Linked DNA regions of Homo sapiens: region 1 is linked to region 2. A link is an interaction called in ENCODE POLR2A ChIA-PET data of the cell type or tissue named here. Cell type or tissue: A673. All regions are shown on one strand. Links, peaks and the distances in the headings refer to the core of each region. The heading gives the core; the rest is flanking DNA. Region 1 overlaps MARCHF1 (membrane associated ring-CH-type finger 1). Region 2 overlaps SMIM31 (small integral membrane protein 31).

Evidence for each region. Peaks named below come from ENCODE experiments on the same cell type or tissue, not always from the same donor. Only the 100,000 strongest peaks of a DNase experiment are listed, where the experiment ranks them.
Region 1: POLR2A ChIA-PET joins it to region 2 with 7 read pairs; 1 of 35 experiments calls an interaction of 5 or more read pairs at or near these places.

What each region holds. Positions count from the first base shown.
Region 1 is chr4:163,792,898-163,801,243 of GRCh38, forward strand. All of the region lies in intron 4 of MARCHF1 (membrane associated ring-CH-type finger 1), which reads right to left. Among named protein-coding and RNA genes, the nearest start is that of TMA16, 300 kb to the left of the region's middle. In A673, for the core only: no CTCF peak of the experiment used is centred there; a DNase peak (open chromatin) is centred at 3,174.
Region 2 is chr4:164,767,620-164,775,965 of GRCh38, forward strand. It overlaps SMIM31 (small integral membrane protein 31), which reads left to right. Exons shown (of 3, transcript NM_001352885.1): 2 at 2,800-2,936. The coding sequence starts at 2,825. Among named protein-coding and RNA genes, the nearest start is that of SMIM31, 18 kb to the left of the region's middle. In A673, for the core only: a CTCF peak has its summit at 1,099 (motif pointing right); DNase peaks (open chromatin) are centred at 1,112 and 3,662; H3K27ac peaks cover 306 bases.

The DNA of each region.
Region 1 (8,346 bases), core at 55-8,054, 970 kb before region 2:
AATAGACCCAGGCTCTATTGCTTTGTAACTTTTTGAACTAAAGCACAGAAAAGTGCTGAAATTTCTCTGTCTCCTCTCTAAAGCGAATCTTCCTTTCCAGAGTCCTTGGAGGACTGAATGCAGTGGTGCATATAAACAACTTAACTCCGTGTCTGACATATAGCAGACGTTAAATAACTTTCAGTTTCTCTCCCTATCTATACACACCCAAGTTATTTTTTAAGTTAAAATGGAATAAAAAATGTTATTCCTAAATGAAAAGTAGAAATAAACAGGCAAAAATGTCATCTCACTCTAGAGATGCAAGTTGCCACGGCAATGCAAATATCATCCTACTATTCTCTCTAGTTAGGTAGTAACAGGAATATGTTTTACCTACTGAAAACAGCATTTAGAAAAGTCTCGGCGTTACTAGCATTGGTGGATTTTTATAAAATCACTTCTTGGGAACTGGATCTAGCCCAAGGCCTGTAATTCTCTTCAGTTGGGAAACAAAGATAGGGCCTCAAAGGAAGGATTTCTCCAATTGTGAGATTTTCCTTACCCTCCCTTGAAACACTAATCAGGATATTTCCTGGCTTCAAAGATAAATTACATTTTCGTGATAGATTGAAAGAAGCGGGTACAAAGTGTTTGGTCATACTAAGGGAGGAGACCACCCCTCATATTGTCTTATGCCCAATTTCTGCCTCCAAAGAAAGAAGAAGTAAAAACTAAGAGGCAGAAATGAAATCCACAAGCAGACAGCCCGGCGCCATACCCTGGGCCTGGTAGTTAAAGATTGACCCCTGACCTAATCAGTTATGTTATCTATAGATTACAGACATTGTACAGAAAAGCACTGTGAAAATCCGTGTCCTGTTCTGTTCTGTTCTAATTACCGGTGCATGCAGCCCCCAGTCACGTACCCCCTGCTTGCTCAGTCGATCACGACCCTCTCATGCAGACCCCCTTAGAGCTGTGAGCCCTTAAAAGGGACAGGAATTGCTCACTCAGGGAGCTTGGTTGTTGGAGACGTGAGTCTTGCCGAAGCTCCCGGCTGAATAAAGCCCTTCCTTCTTTAACTCGGTGTCTGAGGGGTTTTGTCTGAGGCTTGTCCTGCTACAATACTATCAAGTTCAGTATTATATTTTCTTTCTAAGTACTTTTTGAAATAAATGTGTCACTTATGCAAATTGTTGAGAATAGGCTCTGTGAGGGAACTGCTTAAGGACAACTATTTGTACTACATTTTAATCACTAATAAATCAACTGAGTAGCAGATGTGGTACAGAATACTGTGATTCCAGCTAACATCAGTGTATGAGATGTGTATTTCCTTCTCCTGTTTTGTGGATTACTGAAATTATGTATGTTCCCTACATATTCTGCATTCTCCTATCAATATAATCCCTCTTGGCTGAATTCTCAAGTTTTATTTTCTAAAATATTGCTGTTTTCTGAAAGAATTGCTTGAGCAAGTATATAATTTTCAACTGTGCCTTTTCATAATAAAAATCTGGTGGTTTTGCAAAGTTCCTAACACATTAAATAATACATTTGTATTGGCAAATAAAAAGTATAACACAAACTTATTATGTAATAGGACAGTAATTCTCTAAAAACTTACAAATACAGAAGCACACATACATGAGCATAGATAAGACCAGAATGTATGTAACAACATTCACAGTGTCTGAAATTGATGGTGGGGGGTCACAGGGCTTTTTATTCATTTCTGCCTATTTCCTATATTTTCCAAATTTTCTGCATTAACCATGTATTACATCTTATGTTAAAATGTATTTTATTGTTAAACAGTGAATAACTATCAGCACAAATTCTATACATATAATTATAAAACATCCTGGGTTTTACTTGTTGATTCTACAGAGATCTGAGCCTCAAACTTATACTATGTGAGCTTTAAAAAATTTTATTTTGAAACAGAACACATGAACATAAAATGCATATAAATATATTTCTGGATTAAAAATAATAAAACAAACATTTTAAAATCCCCCACCAAAACTGAGAAATAGAACATTAAATCAGCACTTGGAATCCTGCCTCCCCACCTTGCTCTATTTCCAATCTGTCTTGACTATTCTTCACCTATTTTCTTTCTATACATACTTTAGATTCAGTTTATCATTTTTAAGGAAAATCTCTGTTGATTGGAATTGAATTGTATCTATAAATCAAATTCATAAAAATGTCAATTTGTGAAATTGATTTATCCTAATCAATCACATTTAGTCTTCTTTCAGTGTCTTTCAACACAAGTTTATAACATGCTGCATAGATGCTGCACATCTTTGGTTGGATTAATTCCCAGACATCTTAATGGTATTTTCTTTCTTTTTTTTTGAGATGAAGTCTCACTCTTGTTGCCCAGGCTGGAGTGCAATGGTGCAATCTTGGCTCACTGCAACCTCTGCCTCCCGGGTTCAAGAGATTCTCCTGCCTCAGCCTCCTGAGTAGCTGGGATTACAGGCGCACACCACCAGGCCCAGCTAATTTTTGTATTTTTAGTAGAGATGGGGTTTCACTATGTTGGCCAGGCTGGTCTCGAACTCCCAGCCTCAGGCAATCCACCTGCCTTGGCCTCCCAATGTGCTGGGATTACAGGCGTAAGCCACCATGCCCAGCATCTTAATGATATTTTCTAACTAATATTTACTTGTATGGAAATGCAATTTTGTTACAGTGTTCATACTTTTGTAACTTTAATTTTTCTCTTGAACTGTCTGTCATTTCCCGGCAGAAATGTTTTAAATATTTTCCATTATGATGGGGATTTATAAATTACTCCATGTAATAATGTCTAATTTTGAAAGTTATTTAATGTACTGTTGACCTTTGAACAATGTGACAGTTGGGGCACTGGCCCCCACATGTAGTCAAAAATTTATGTATAACTTTTGACTCCCCAAAAACTTAACAACTATAGCCTACTGTTGACTGGAAGCCTTACAAATAACATAAACAGTTGATTAAGACATATTTTGCACATTATATGTATTATATATGGTATCTTACAATAAAGTAAGCTAGAGAAAATAAAATGTTATTAAGAAAATCCCAAGCAAGAGGGAATACATTTACTATTCATTAAATGGAAGTGAATCATCATAAACGTCTTTATCCTCGTCTTCACATTGAGTAGGCGGAAGAGGAGGAGCAAAAAGAGGGGTTGGTTTTGCTGTCTCAGGAGTAGCAGAGGCAGAAGAAAATCTGCATTTCAGTGAACCCAGGAAGTTCCAAGTTGTGTTGTTCAAGGGTCAATTGCATATAAATATGTAAATGTGTGACTATATACTTCCAGAAAAGTGAAACTTCTAGTTTTTTTTTTTTTTTTTTTTTTTGAGACAGAGCCTGGCTCTGTCACACAGGCTGGAGTGCAGTGGCACGATCACAGCTAACTGCAACCTCCGCCTCCCAGGTTCAAGTGATTCTCCTGCCTCAGCCTCCCGAGTAGCTGGGATTACAGGTGTATGCCACCATGCTCGGCTAATTTTTTTGTAGAAAATTGCAACTTTTATAAGTATGTAGTCAAGCTTTCTCTCTAGCAATGAATTTTGGCTTAATGTCTAATTCATGTGTTGTTATTATAGACACATCAGTTTGATTTGTTCTCTTTTTTCCAGGAGCAGAGGAAGAATAGAGGGGTAGTATTTGCTTTACCTACTTAAAAAAGCACAACACTATATTTATTTTTTCATACAGTCTGATATTTTTTCTCTTTTAATTGGTGAGTATAATGCATTCATATCAATTATGATTATTTTGGACTTCTCCCCATCATTGTTCTGGGATTATTTTGAATTGTTCTTTCCCCTATTCTGATGTTTTTTTTCCCACTATTTTGGTAATTATATTCATTAGGCTTATTTTTAGTAATTATATAGCTTTTAACCTGCATACTTAATAACATATGCAGAATATCAAAATACTCACCCTCATCCTGAATTATAAATGTCCTAAGAGTGCTTTAGATCTGACTGCATCTTACGATTCTTATGCCAGCTTTGTCTAATATGTTGGATCTACTTATTCTTAACCCCACAAAATAAGTATTGATATCATTATTTTAATTTTTACTAATTTCTTATATCTCAAACCTTCTACTTAGAATTAATTTTCAATAACCAGAGACATATCTTATAATTTGTTTTCAGAATGGTCTGTTGGTAATAAACTCTGGTAAATTTCCAATCTTTTTTTTTCTTTTTCTCTTTAATTCATTTTATTTTTGAGCTGCATTTCACATTTGCTAAGTTGCATGGGATTTTTCTCTTTATATATTGAGTATATATTTATATTGCTCTCAGGTTTCTGTTCCTGCTATCAAGAAGTTGGTAGTCCTTTGTAAGTGATCTGTCTTTTCTCTGTAGATACTTTTAAAGATTTTTTTGTCTTTGGTATTATGTACTCTCAGTGTGATACGGTGTGTATGTGTGTGTGTGTGTGTTTATGTGTGTGTGTGTGTGTGTGCTTATTCCATGTGAGATTTTTTGGGCTTCTTGATATGGAGTTGGTATTTTCAACAATTCTTGAAGTTGCCAAATATTATCTCTTCAAGTATTGCCAGATTTCCTTTCTCTCTGTTATTTCCTTCTAGAACTCAGGATAGATTGGTATATATTAGACATGTTCATGTTATTCTTAGTTTTAATTAACATCTCTTTTATCATTTACATTAATTTTGCTCTGTACTACATTTCAGATATTTGGTTTGATACTCCAGTTCACTAACTTTTTGAGCTGCATTTAATCTGTTCTTTAACTTGTCTATTTTAAAATTTCATTTATTATTTTTATTTATTTCTAGAGTTTCATTTGATTCTTTCCAAGTGTGTTGGTCTTTTAGAAAATCCATTCTTATTTATCCACAATTTATACTTTCTATAATATATTATTGTTATTCAGTATTCTATGCCCAATAATTTCAACATTAAGTATTTTTGAGTCTAAGCCTGCTGTTTCTTTTCTCTTGTTTTCTGCTCACACTCATGTTAGAGCTTGTATATTTGTGTTTGTGTGTCTGTAATTTTCAACTCTAAGCTCATGTTTCTTAGAACTTTAATTCAGAAGTTTTTAAAGGCCATTGTTAAAGGTACAGTCTTCAAGACAGGATATGTGTTTGCACTTAGGGGGTGCTATGGACTGAACTGTGTCTTCCTCACATTCATATATCAAAACCCTAATCACCAATGTGGCTTATATTTGGATATAAGGCTTTAGGGAAATAATTAAGGTTAAATGAGATCATGAGTATGGAACCTGATCCAATAGGAACACGTGCCTTATACAAAGAGAAAGAAAGAGAAATGTCTCTCTCTCTCTTCCCTCCAGTGTACAGAGGAAGAACCATTGTGAGGATAAAGCAAGAAGACAACCGTCTGCAAGCCAGGAAGGGAAACTTTATCAGAAAGCAACTGTGCTGGAACCCTGATTTTAGATTTTGTAGTCTTTAGAAAAGAAATAAAAATTATTTTTGTTTAAGCTACCCAACTTATGGTATTTTGTTATGGAAGTCTTAGCAGAATAAGACAGAGAGCATTATCAACATAATGTCTTTTTAAATTTGATTCTCATTTTGAAGGGTTTTTGCAGACCTGGGTTATATTTACAAGTTTTCAGGGCAAATGTGTTATGTCTCCATTAGGTGCCAAATTCTAATCAAGCAAGTTCATCCCCAAGTCATAGTTACACTCAAGATAGAGCATTCTGGGAAAGAGAAGTAATTGTTGAGTAGCCCTTCCTATCATGAATGGAAAGAGAAAACAAAAGAGTTGAAAATAGAAGTAAAAGTAAGAAAATACAGTGAAATGGATGGAATATTTAGTGAAACAAAGAAAAAGAGTGACAGCAAGGAAAGAGACAGAATTCTAAAAGGAGACCATAACAAGGGAATGGAAAAAAGGCTATAAAAAGTAGTACAAAGAGTAGGCACATCCCTAAGAGGATCAGTAATGGGTACATATTGAGCTACAAGAAGAAAAAGAAGGAAAGTTACTTATGTATAACTTCTAGCGCATGCCCGGCACTGTCCATGCATATTATCAATGTTAGTTCGTTTAGTCTTCTCAGTGGTGTTGTCAGGTAGATATTTTCATCTTCACAATAGCCCACTATTTGATATTTTCTGAATCTAAAGCTGCACTGTTAAAAATGGTAATAATGACTGCCACACATGGCTATTTAAATGAATAAAAAGTAAATAAAATGAAATTTAGAAAAATTAGAAAAATTTAGTTTCTTATCTGTACTGGCTACGTTTCAAGTGTTCAGTAGCTGCATGTGGCTAGCAGCTCCCTATCTGGATAGTGCGGACTGAGAGCATTTTCAGTATCACAGAGACTAGCAGGCCAGCATTTATCTAATGTGGTTCTTCAAAGAAATTCTTAATAAATAATTTCTTACAATTCTGGCAAGGTATTGTATCTAGATGTTCCTTAATTTGCAAGTTTTATGCATAGAAGAATATACATCTTATAGCAAGCTTGCTAAAAGTGTTTAGCGTACTATTTAAAAAGTTAATATAATGTCTTCAAATACTTGAAAGGCAAGAATAATTTAAATAAATTTAATTTTTTGCTAAATCAGGCAAGTGTGAACTAGCATGTAAAAAGGCATATAAGCTTAAGTGATCTGAGACGTAATAAAAAACAAATACACACATATACCCACTTACAAATATTTGACAGTTCTCAACAAGATTCCGGAGAAAAGTTAATTCCTTCAAAACATACAATATCTTTATAGGGCTTAAAAATAAGACAGTAACCATTATTTTTTTCCTTAATGATGAAGAATTCAATAAAGAAAAGTAATATATCCAGTAATAGGATTTCTCAGTTGAATGGTCCAGACTGCTTTCCACAATGGCTGAACTAATTTACACATGTACCCAAAAGAAAACAAATCATTCAACCAAAAAGACTCATGTACTCCTACATTCATCGCAGCACTATTCACTATAGCAAAAACATGAAATCAACCTAGCTGACCATAAATGGTGAACTAGATAGAGAAAATGTGATACATAGATACCATGGAATAGTATGCAGCCATAAAAAGAATGAAATAATGTTCTTTGCAGTAATACATATGCAGCCGGAGGCCATTATGCTAAGTGAATTAATGCAGGAACGGAAAACCAAAAACTGCATATTCTCATGTATAAGTAGAAGCTAAACAATGAGTAATCATGGACATAAAAGATGGCAACAATAGAAACTGGGAACTACTAGGGCTGGGAACAAGGGGTGAAAAACTAGCTCTTGGGTACTATGATTATACCTGGGGAATGGAATTATTTGTACACCAAATTTCAGCATCACACAATATAGCCAAACCTATACATGTACTCCTTGAGTCTAAAATAAAAATCAGAAAAAGGAAATGTAATAGTTTTAACCTGATGTTTTAATTTTTATTCTAAACATTTAATTATATATTATTATTAATTATAACGAGTATCTTCCCTCATTTAAGTGGCACATGTGTTGTTCTTTCAACATTTTTTTGCTTTGCTACTTTATGATATTAAAATATCTAATGTATAATTCCAAAGAGTATTTTTCTTTTTACTTTTAACTTTTAAATCAAAGTTAAGAGCTTTTAAGGGATACTTAAAGTAGCTCCCTCCCATCTCCTCTCTGTATATTTAAACACAGAGAATTCTGATGACAATAAAAAGATACATAAACAAAATTGTATGGTATTTTCTATGACAAAATATATTTGACTTCCTTTTCACTACGTTTAAGCAAGAAACAACAAAGTATCATCTGGTACAGAGGCTTTAGAAAATTATTATGTCACACTTTACTTTTCAAACTGATTGTTCAAAAAGAAAGTCTTCAGACTGTACAGAACATCAAGAATCATTACAAGAGGAAAATGCAAACCTTTTAAAGGAAAAAATCATTGTAAACTTCCATCAGGGGAAAGACACTGGGCAAGATGTTGTCAGCGTCTCTAAACTCCAGAGGACAAGGCCAACTCTTACATCAGCGAATAAATAGATAATAACTGAGAAGTTCAAGGTGTCTCTAAAATCAATTATTTTCCTCTTAAATCCTGTCAACTATCTTAAATCCTGTAGACTACCATGAACTGAAATACTCATGGGAAGAACACCAAGTACTAAATCTGTTCATGTCTATAACTGGCATTCACAGAAAACTGTCTCTAACTTTATTCTTTCTTTTGGCAATTCTTAAAGAATTGGTGATATCATCATGACGGCACTCGGGAGTTGGAGGAAGAACAAAGATTGTGCTTTGTTGCTTAACGACACCATTCCTCTACCCATCCAAACCCACAACTTTGTATCTTAGCTATTCTTTTTACCAA
Region 2 (8,346 bases), core at 112-8,111:
TGCAAGAATGGGAACAGTGTAGGCATCAGAAGCATCATCTTTGCATTTAGAAAATAACTCTTGGCTGGTTTATTTATGCAGAAATCACCTCTTCTTGAATTTAGGGCATAGTTGTGGAGAGCTCCTGGTCAAGGGCTCTGTGCCCTGAGCATTTGACAAGAAGGTAGTCGGGTTCCAAGTTCCATAATCATAGATGTCTGACAATATCTATTATCCCACTATGTCTTTTCCCCCAGCTTTCAATTTCTACTGACAATTCAAAGACCATTATTTTGCGTTTATTTGTCTAGAATGGCAGCATCTAGGGTAGTGAGCTAGAAATAACTCATCACAGGGCCAGAGGCGGTAGCTATGCCTGTAATCTCAGCATTTTGGGAGGCAAGGTGGGTGATTGCTTGAACCCAGGAGTTTGAGACCAGCCTGGGCAACATAATGAGACCTTGTCTCTACAAAAAAAATCAAAAAATTCGCTGGGCGTAACAGTGCATGCCTGTAGCCCCCAGCTATTCTGGAGGCTGAAATGAGAGGATTGCTTGAGCCCAAAAGGCCGAGGCTGCAGTGAACTGTTATCATGCCATTGCTCTCCAGCCTGGGCAACAGAGCAAGACTTTGTCACAAAAAAAAAAAAAGAAAAGAAAAGAAAAGAGAAAGAAGAGAAAGAAAGAGAGGGAAAGAGAGAGAGAGAGGAAGGAAGGAGCTACTCAGGAAGCTGAGGCAGAGAACTGCTTGAACCCGTGAGGCAGAGGTTGCAGTGAGCCGAAATCACACCACTGCACTCCAGCCTGGGTGACGAGCAACAGTACATCTCAAAAAAAAAAAAAAAAGAATGAGGATTCTGTAACCAGGTTGCCAGAGGAAGGGAAGGAGGCAGGAACTCACCACACATGAGCTATGTGTCCAGAAAACATTAACAGCTGCCTCCTCTCAAAGACAACTACCTTAAAATCTGTTGATATTCTAGGCGTAGGACAAAACTGGAGAATAGGAGAAACCATTTTGCATGAGCACAGGGTACTACATATGTATAATGAAACATCTTTAGAGAGTGTGGGTAATTCATCCTTCTTTCTCCGACCTATAGCACTTAAAAACCACTAGATGGCACAAATTTTTCTGTTTTTATTTTTATTTTTTCTTCAAGAAAGAGTCCTCACAGAAAACTGACGGTAAAAATAACGGTATTCTCTGAGCTGCTTTAGCAGAGTTAATAGTCTTCATATTCTCTGAAGAAGCAGAAGCTTGATCAATTCATTTTCCAAATATTGATGAATGGCCGAATATGTCAGAGTGCATCAGCATCTCTACTAACCACAATGAAGTTTGAGGAATTAATATTCTCTACCACCGATTTCACACATGATTCTGGGAGCCTCTTTTTCCCAGTGATCTTTGTCTCCCCTCTTTCTCCCTGAACTTCATTTTAATGTTGGGGCACCCTCTGCACCCCATATGGCCAACAAGCTACCAAGATCCTTCTGCCCTTCCATCAAATCGGCTCTGAGTTTTATCCCTTCCTCTCTATCCTTCCTGCTAAAATCCTGACACAGAGCTAAAACTCACTCTGAGTTTTTTCCAGTTACCATTCTCTTCCTTCATTCTCTCCTGTACATGGAGATGCCATTAATATTCGCAAAATACTGCTTCATCACGTCTCCGTACTACTAAGGACCTTATATTCATCTTCTAATATCATTTGAAAAAAGACTAAGCTCTCATCTTGACATTAAATTCTTTCTATTATCCTTTGCTTAACCCATTGTATCTTCTACCACCTAACATAAAAACTCCTCTCCCATAAAAAATGATGAGTTCATGTCCTTTGTAGGGACATGGATGAAGCTGGAAACCATCATTCTCAGCAAACTATCGCAAGGACAAAAAAACCAAACACCGCATGTTCTCACCCATAGGTGGGAATTGAACAATGAGAACACATGGACACAGGAAGGGGCACATCACACACCGGGGCCTGTTGTGGGGTGGGGGGAGGGGGGAGGGATAGCATTAGGAGATATACCTAATGTTAAATTATGAGTTAATGGGTTCAGCACACCAACATGGCACATGTATACATACGTAACAAACCTGCACGTTGTGCACATGTACCCTAAAACTTAAAGTATAAAAAAAAAAAAAAACTCCTCTCCAATCAATCCACATAATGCTTTTGCAAAACATGATCCTAACCATTATGGTGGGTTTGGGATTGATTGGCTGGTTGGTTGGTTGGTTAGTTGGTTAGTCGAGTGTCAGTATAGTATATTGATTAAGAGTGAGGATTCTATAACCAGATTGCCAGAGTTGGCATTTCACCTCTACCATATACTAGATTTATAACTTAAGGTAAGTTACATCTTAGTGCTTCAGTTTCTTCATTTATGAAATGGAGACAATACTGGTACCTCACTTACAGAGTTATTATGAGGATTAAAGGAGGTAATAGCTCAAGCTTTTTCAAGTGCCTGGCCCCGTTTAAGTGCTCATTGCACGTCAGCATACCTTGTCTTTATTCCCAGAGTTGTGTCAAAAAACTCACAAAGCTGTGTAAAGGTAAACTGACTCTACCATTCAGATTTCTAGGCTCTCTTCCAATCTACACAGTGAAATTGTATGCCAAATTTCAAAACAACAAGAGCACAGTCCATTCTTGCCACTGCCAAATACATTGTTCCAGGTACACAGAAGTATTTTAACAAGCTTTAGCAAATCTCACACATGTTGAATTCTAAAATAAATCATTGCTGAGCAAGCTCTCTCTGGATTAGAGTATGCTGAGCCCATGTTTTATTCCTATTGTAGGTGAAGAAGTTTTCGGTGGTGGTTCATGGAGCTTCCCTACACCAACTTGGAAATGGCATTCATTTTATTGGCTTTTGTTATCTTTTCCTTATTTACCCTGGCTTCCATCTACACTACTCCGGATGACAGTAATGAAGGTAAAAGAAGACAAAAAGAACAAAGCTCTTTGTGGCTACTGTGTCCTTTTCCCTGCCTATCATCTTGCCATGTGTTGGGATTTGGTTTGGTTTCTATCCTGTGTGTGAGGATAACTTTGTTTTTGTTTTGTGGCATGTGTGTGTGTATGTGTGTTCATTCAACTATATATAGAAAGGAAAAGGATTACAATTTTTTAATGAGTTCTTGGTAAAGCCCAAACATTTAAAAAAATTCTGTAGAAGTCTTTTAAAAACCCAGTACCACATTTTTTTCCTCATTGCCAGTAAAAACAATTGTTAATAAGAGAAGTGTATAATTTAAAGGATTGTGCCCACCACATGGTTACCACATGGTAACCATAGTTACCATAGTTCAGGGCCCACCACATTTCAGACGAAATTGATAACTGGGGAAATGATACATTTGGGAACCAAAAATTTATATTTATTTGTGTATATGTGTGTGTAAATATACAATTAGGAAATTATGTATATTCATAGAAAATAAGATAAAATCATAAAAAGCAAATTGCATTTGTGCTTCCTAGCTTATCCCCAATCCCATCAATTCTTGACTATAAAATAAGTGCTGTCTGTGAATTAAAAGACTATTCTATCCGATAGACATACAACACTATCATAACTAGGAAACAAAAAGCCGCAGTAAATAGACATTCCAGTTCATGCTGACTTGCAGATTGCGAAACATAATTGGAATCCATAAAATCTTTTTCCTGCTCACAATTGTTTCCACTGTGTTAGTTTAAAATGGGTTTGGCTAAAAGAAAGAGTAAAACCAAAATAGCAGTTACTTTAACTACATAATAATGTATTTCCCTCACCAGGACAGGAAGCCCGGAGGTAGTGAGTTCAAGGCTGACGTGGCACTTAATAAAATCTTGGAACCCAGGTTACTTCTACCTTGGTTCTTTCCATCTTCGACATAAATTTTAAAGAATCCACTTGCTGGGCGCGGTGACTCACGCCTATAATCCCAGCACTTTGGGAGGCCGAGGCAGGCGGATCACGAGGTCAGGAGATCAAGACCATCCTGGCTAACACAGTGAAACCCCGTCTCTACTAAAAATACAAAAAAAAAAAAAATTAGCTGGGCTTGGTAGCACGCACCTGTAGCTCCAGCCACTCAGGAGGCTGAGGCAGGAGAATCAGTTGAACACAGGAGGCGGAGGTTGCAGTAATCTGAGATTGCGCCACTGCACTCCAGCCTGAGTGACAGAGAAAGACTCTGTCTCAAAAAACAAAAATTAAAAATTAAAAAAGAATCCACTCAACCTGGAAAAATGGTTGTCTCATTTTGGTGCCTTAAAAATTGATTAAAATGAAATTACTTAGCTATAGTGGAAATTAGAATGAAGCAGGGCTGATTTTCCCAGTTTAGTACACTGTTTACTGACTATCTTGTTTGCCTGTAAGCATAAAAAACAACGGAAATTTTTATCAGGAGCTATATTAATTCATTCTTGCACTGCTATAAAGAAATACCTGAGACTGGGTAATTTATAAAGAAAAGAATTTTAATTTGTTTATAGTTCTGCAGGCTGTATAGGAAGCCTAGTGGCTTCTGCTTCTGTGAAAGCCTCAGAAAGCCTCCAATCATGGTGGAAGGGAAAGGGGTAGTGAGGCATCTCACACGGCCAAAGCAGCAGGAAGAGGGAGAAGGGGGAGGGGAGGTGCTAGACACTTTTAAACACCCAGATTCATGAGAACTCACTGCCATGACGATAGCACCAAGGGACATGGTGTTAAATCATGAGAAACTGCCCCCACGATCCAATCACCTCTCACCAGGCCCCACCTTCAACACTGGGTATTACATTTCAACATGAGATTCGGGAGGGAGCACAGATCCAAACCGTTATCAGGAGCCTTCCATGAAAAGGGCAGAACGCGAAGCACTTTAGAGGCATTATTGTGTTTAATCTTAAAACAATCCCATGAGATGAGTAATAATAACCTCACTATTTCACAAGCAAGGACACTGAAGTTTTATTTTTTTTATTTTTATTTTATTTTTTTTTTTGAGACGGAGTCTCGCTCTGTCGCCCAGGCTGGAGTGCAGTGGCGCGATCTCGACTCACTGCAAGCTCCGCCTCCCGGGTTCACGCCATTCTCCTGCCTCAGCCTCCCGTGTAGCTGGGACTACAGGCGCCCGCCACCACGCCCGGCTAATTTTTTGTATTTTTAGTAGAGACGGGGTTTCACCGTGTTAGCCGGGATGGTCTCGATCTCCTGACCTCGTGATCCGCCCGCCTCGGCCTCCCAAAGTGCTGGGATTACAGGCGTGAGCCACCGCGCCCGGCCGGACATTGAAGTTTTAAACTTTACCATAGATCACTCAGCTAATACGACAGAGAGCCAGAAGTTAATCTCCAGCTTATAGGACTCCAGAATCTGGAGTGTGCATAACCAGCACACTTTCTCTTCAGATAACCTTGAAAAAGACACTTGGCTTTAAAAAAAAAAAAAAAAAAAAAAAAAAGCATATATACTTCTCTTTCTTTCTGCAAAGGGCTTAAATTGGCTAAAAAGATATAACAAGATACAACTTAATTTTTAATAAGTAGATAAGGACATCCAGGCAAAAGGAAAAATTAGGGTAGGAAAAAATGGGTGAACTTGGTAGGGAGAAGGAGGCTGGCATACTATTTCAGCACAGAGCACAAATTTGTGATTAGTCACTCCTGGATTCATGTCCTGGCTCTGCCATTGGGTAATTCTGCCTTTCGAAAAATCATACAAATTCTCAAAGCCTCTGTGTTAGTCTGTTCTCATGCTGCTAATAAGAACATACCCAAAACTGGGTAATTTATAAAGGAAAGAGGTCTAATTGACTCACAGTTCAGCATGGCTGGGGAGGCCTCAGGAAACTTACAATCGTGGTGGAAGGGGAAGCAAACATGTCCTTCTTCATTTAGTGGCCAGAAGAAGAAGAATGAGCGAAACTGGGGGAAAGGCCCTTATAAAACCATCAGATCTTGTGAGAACTCACTCACTATCAGGTGAAAAGCATGGAGGTAACTGCCCCCATGATTCTATTACCTCCACCTTGTCCCTCCCACAACACGTGGGGATTATGAGCACTGTAATTCAAGATGAGATTTGGGTGGATGGGGACACAGCCAAACCTTATCAGCCTCCATTCCCTCATCCATGTTTTGGGGATAATAATAGTACCTTCCCTGCAGAGTTGAAGTGAGAATTAAATAAAATAAATCATATAAAATGCCAAAGGGTGACTGTTAGTGGAGTCTTCTTCTTGGGAGTCTTCGTGATTAGAAATTTAGATAGAGCAATAAGATTCATCATCTGGCTGGGTGCGGTGGCTCACGCCTGTAATCCCAGCACTTTGGGAGGCCGAGGCGGGCGGATCACAAGGTCAGGAGATCGAGACCATCCTGGATAACATGGTGAAACCCCGTCTCTACTAAAAACACAAAAAATTAGCCAGGCGTGGTGGCGGGCCCCTGCAGTCCCAGCTACTCGGGAGGCTGAGGCAGGAGAATGGCATGAACCCGGGAGGTGGAGCATGCCGTGAGCTGAGATTGTGCCACTGCACTCCAGCCTGGGCAACAGAGCGAGACTCTGTCTCAAGAAAAAAAAAAAAAAAAAGGTTCATCATCATGAAAAATATTTATTACAAAACCAATACAACTTGTATTCACTTAATCCACACACTGGGTCAATGTCTTTGTTTTAAATATCTGGCAATACAATACATTCCACACAAATCAATTGCAAGGTGACATCACACATGTCACAAAAGATAAAAATCTGATGTAAGGGAAGGTAAAGTTATGGCCACTGGAATCCCTCAGGCAAAGCCACTGACAAATGAGTGCTTAATAGAATTAGACCACCTATCCAATAAAGAAGAGATGGGTACATAAGCACCCCAAAATAGTGTGAAGTGAATGCCAAAGAAGTGAAAGACATCTCAGAAAATTAATGATGCTTTGAATATTTTTTGCTAATGTTATCCTCTATAGAATTGTGCTATGAAAATCACAAGTAACAAGGAGAGTATTGTATGGAGCTATGATGCAAATGTGTCAGAAAAGTGATGCTCCCCAACCCACCCACATCAACATCTCATCCATTATTTGTCTAAAATTAACTTTGAGTTGCAATTACAAACTGCATTTTATTAAATGAGTAACATAATTTTATTTTCATTATTTTTAGTTTCAAGTTTCAATATAAAGTTTCATTCAAAGTGGTTTTTTGTTTTTGTTTTGCTATTTTATATTAAATTTTGCCCTGGCTCAAGTAAATTCACTTTAGTTGATCCATTCCAGTACCATTTATTCTCAGATTAAAAAGAAATTACCTGTTACAGAATGATATCCTCAACAGTGTTAGCCAACATCAGTTATCATCCAAGGAACTAGCTGGAGGCATGCTCTTAAATCTACTTACTTGTAGGAAATGGGCCAGACATTTGGGTCTTTTCTTTCTTTAAATCCAGCCAAGAGGAGAAAACTGACAACATCGAACTTTATCTGAGCTCTGTGCTTCTGGAAAGCAGGTATAGTCCAGAAATTCCACCAACCTTTTATTTTCTGAAATCTCCCCACTCTTATTTTCCAGGAAATGGCTTAAGGAAAAGAACTACCTTTCCCCTTATGACATAGATAAGACTCACTGTCCACTCTTTCTCCTGACTTCCCTAAGACCCATGAAGACTCCCTTGTTTACCTGAGCCTTGGACAAATACAGACCTTTCCTCTTTTGCCTGAAGCTGCAGACAAGAACAGACACAGACCTTTCAACTCCTTGTTCTTTGTCTCATGAATGATTTAGCTGAGATTTGAACTGTTTGTCCTTCTGAAACTAGCCAGATAGATAGAGCTAAACATTTGCATTACAGCTATTTGAGACTTCTCCTGATAGCAAAACAATCCCAACTATAAATCATCTTACCTATAACTTTTCTACTCCTCCCTATAAAATTCTGCAGTAAAACTACCCTGCCAAGCTACTTTGATCTCTGGATTTGAGGTGCTCTCCCTATAGTAATAGCTTGAATAAAATCAATCTGCTTACTTGTGCGCACACGTTTGTGTGTGTGTCTTTGACAAAACACAGTCTGGTCCCTATATATGACAAACTGGTGTGGATAGGATAAAAAGTAATATAGTTGCTTAGTAGGATTACAGCTATTTCTGGCATGGAGAAAAGAGACAATGGCTCACTAGAAAAGAATCTCATTAGGGGCTCTAGCTCAGGGATGTTGGAACTTTTTCCAGTAAAACCCTTTTCCAGATCTGCTCCCTCACCTACAACACATTTACCCATGTGTGTGCAGCTGAAAGGAAAGTTTCATAAACTCAGCCTCTCTACAGGTGATATACTCCAATACTTTGCATTCTGTTTTGTTCTTTTTTGCAAG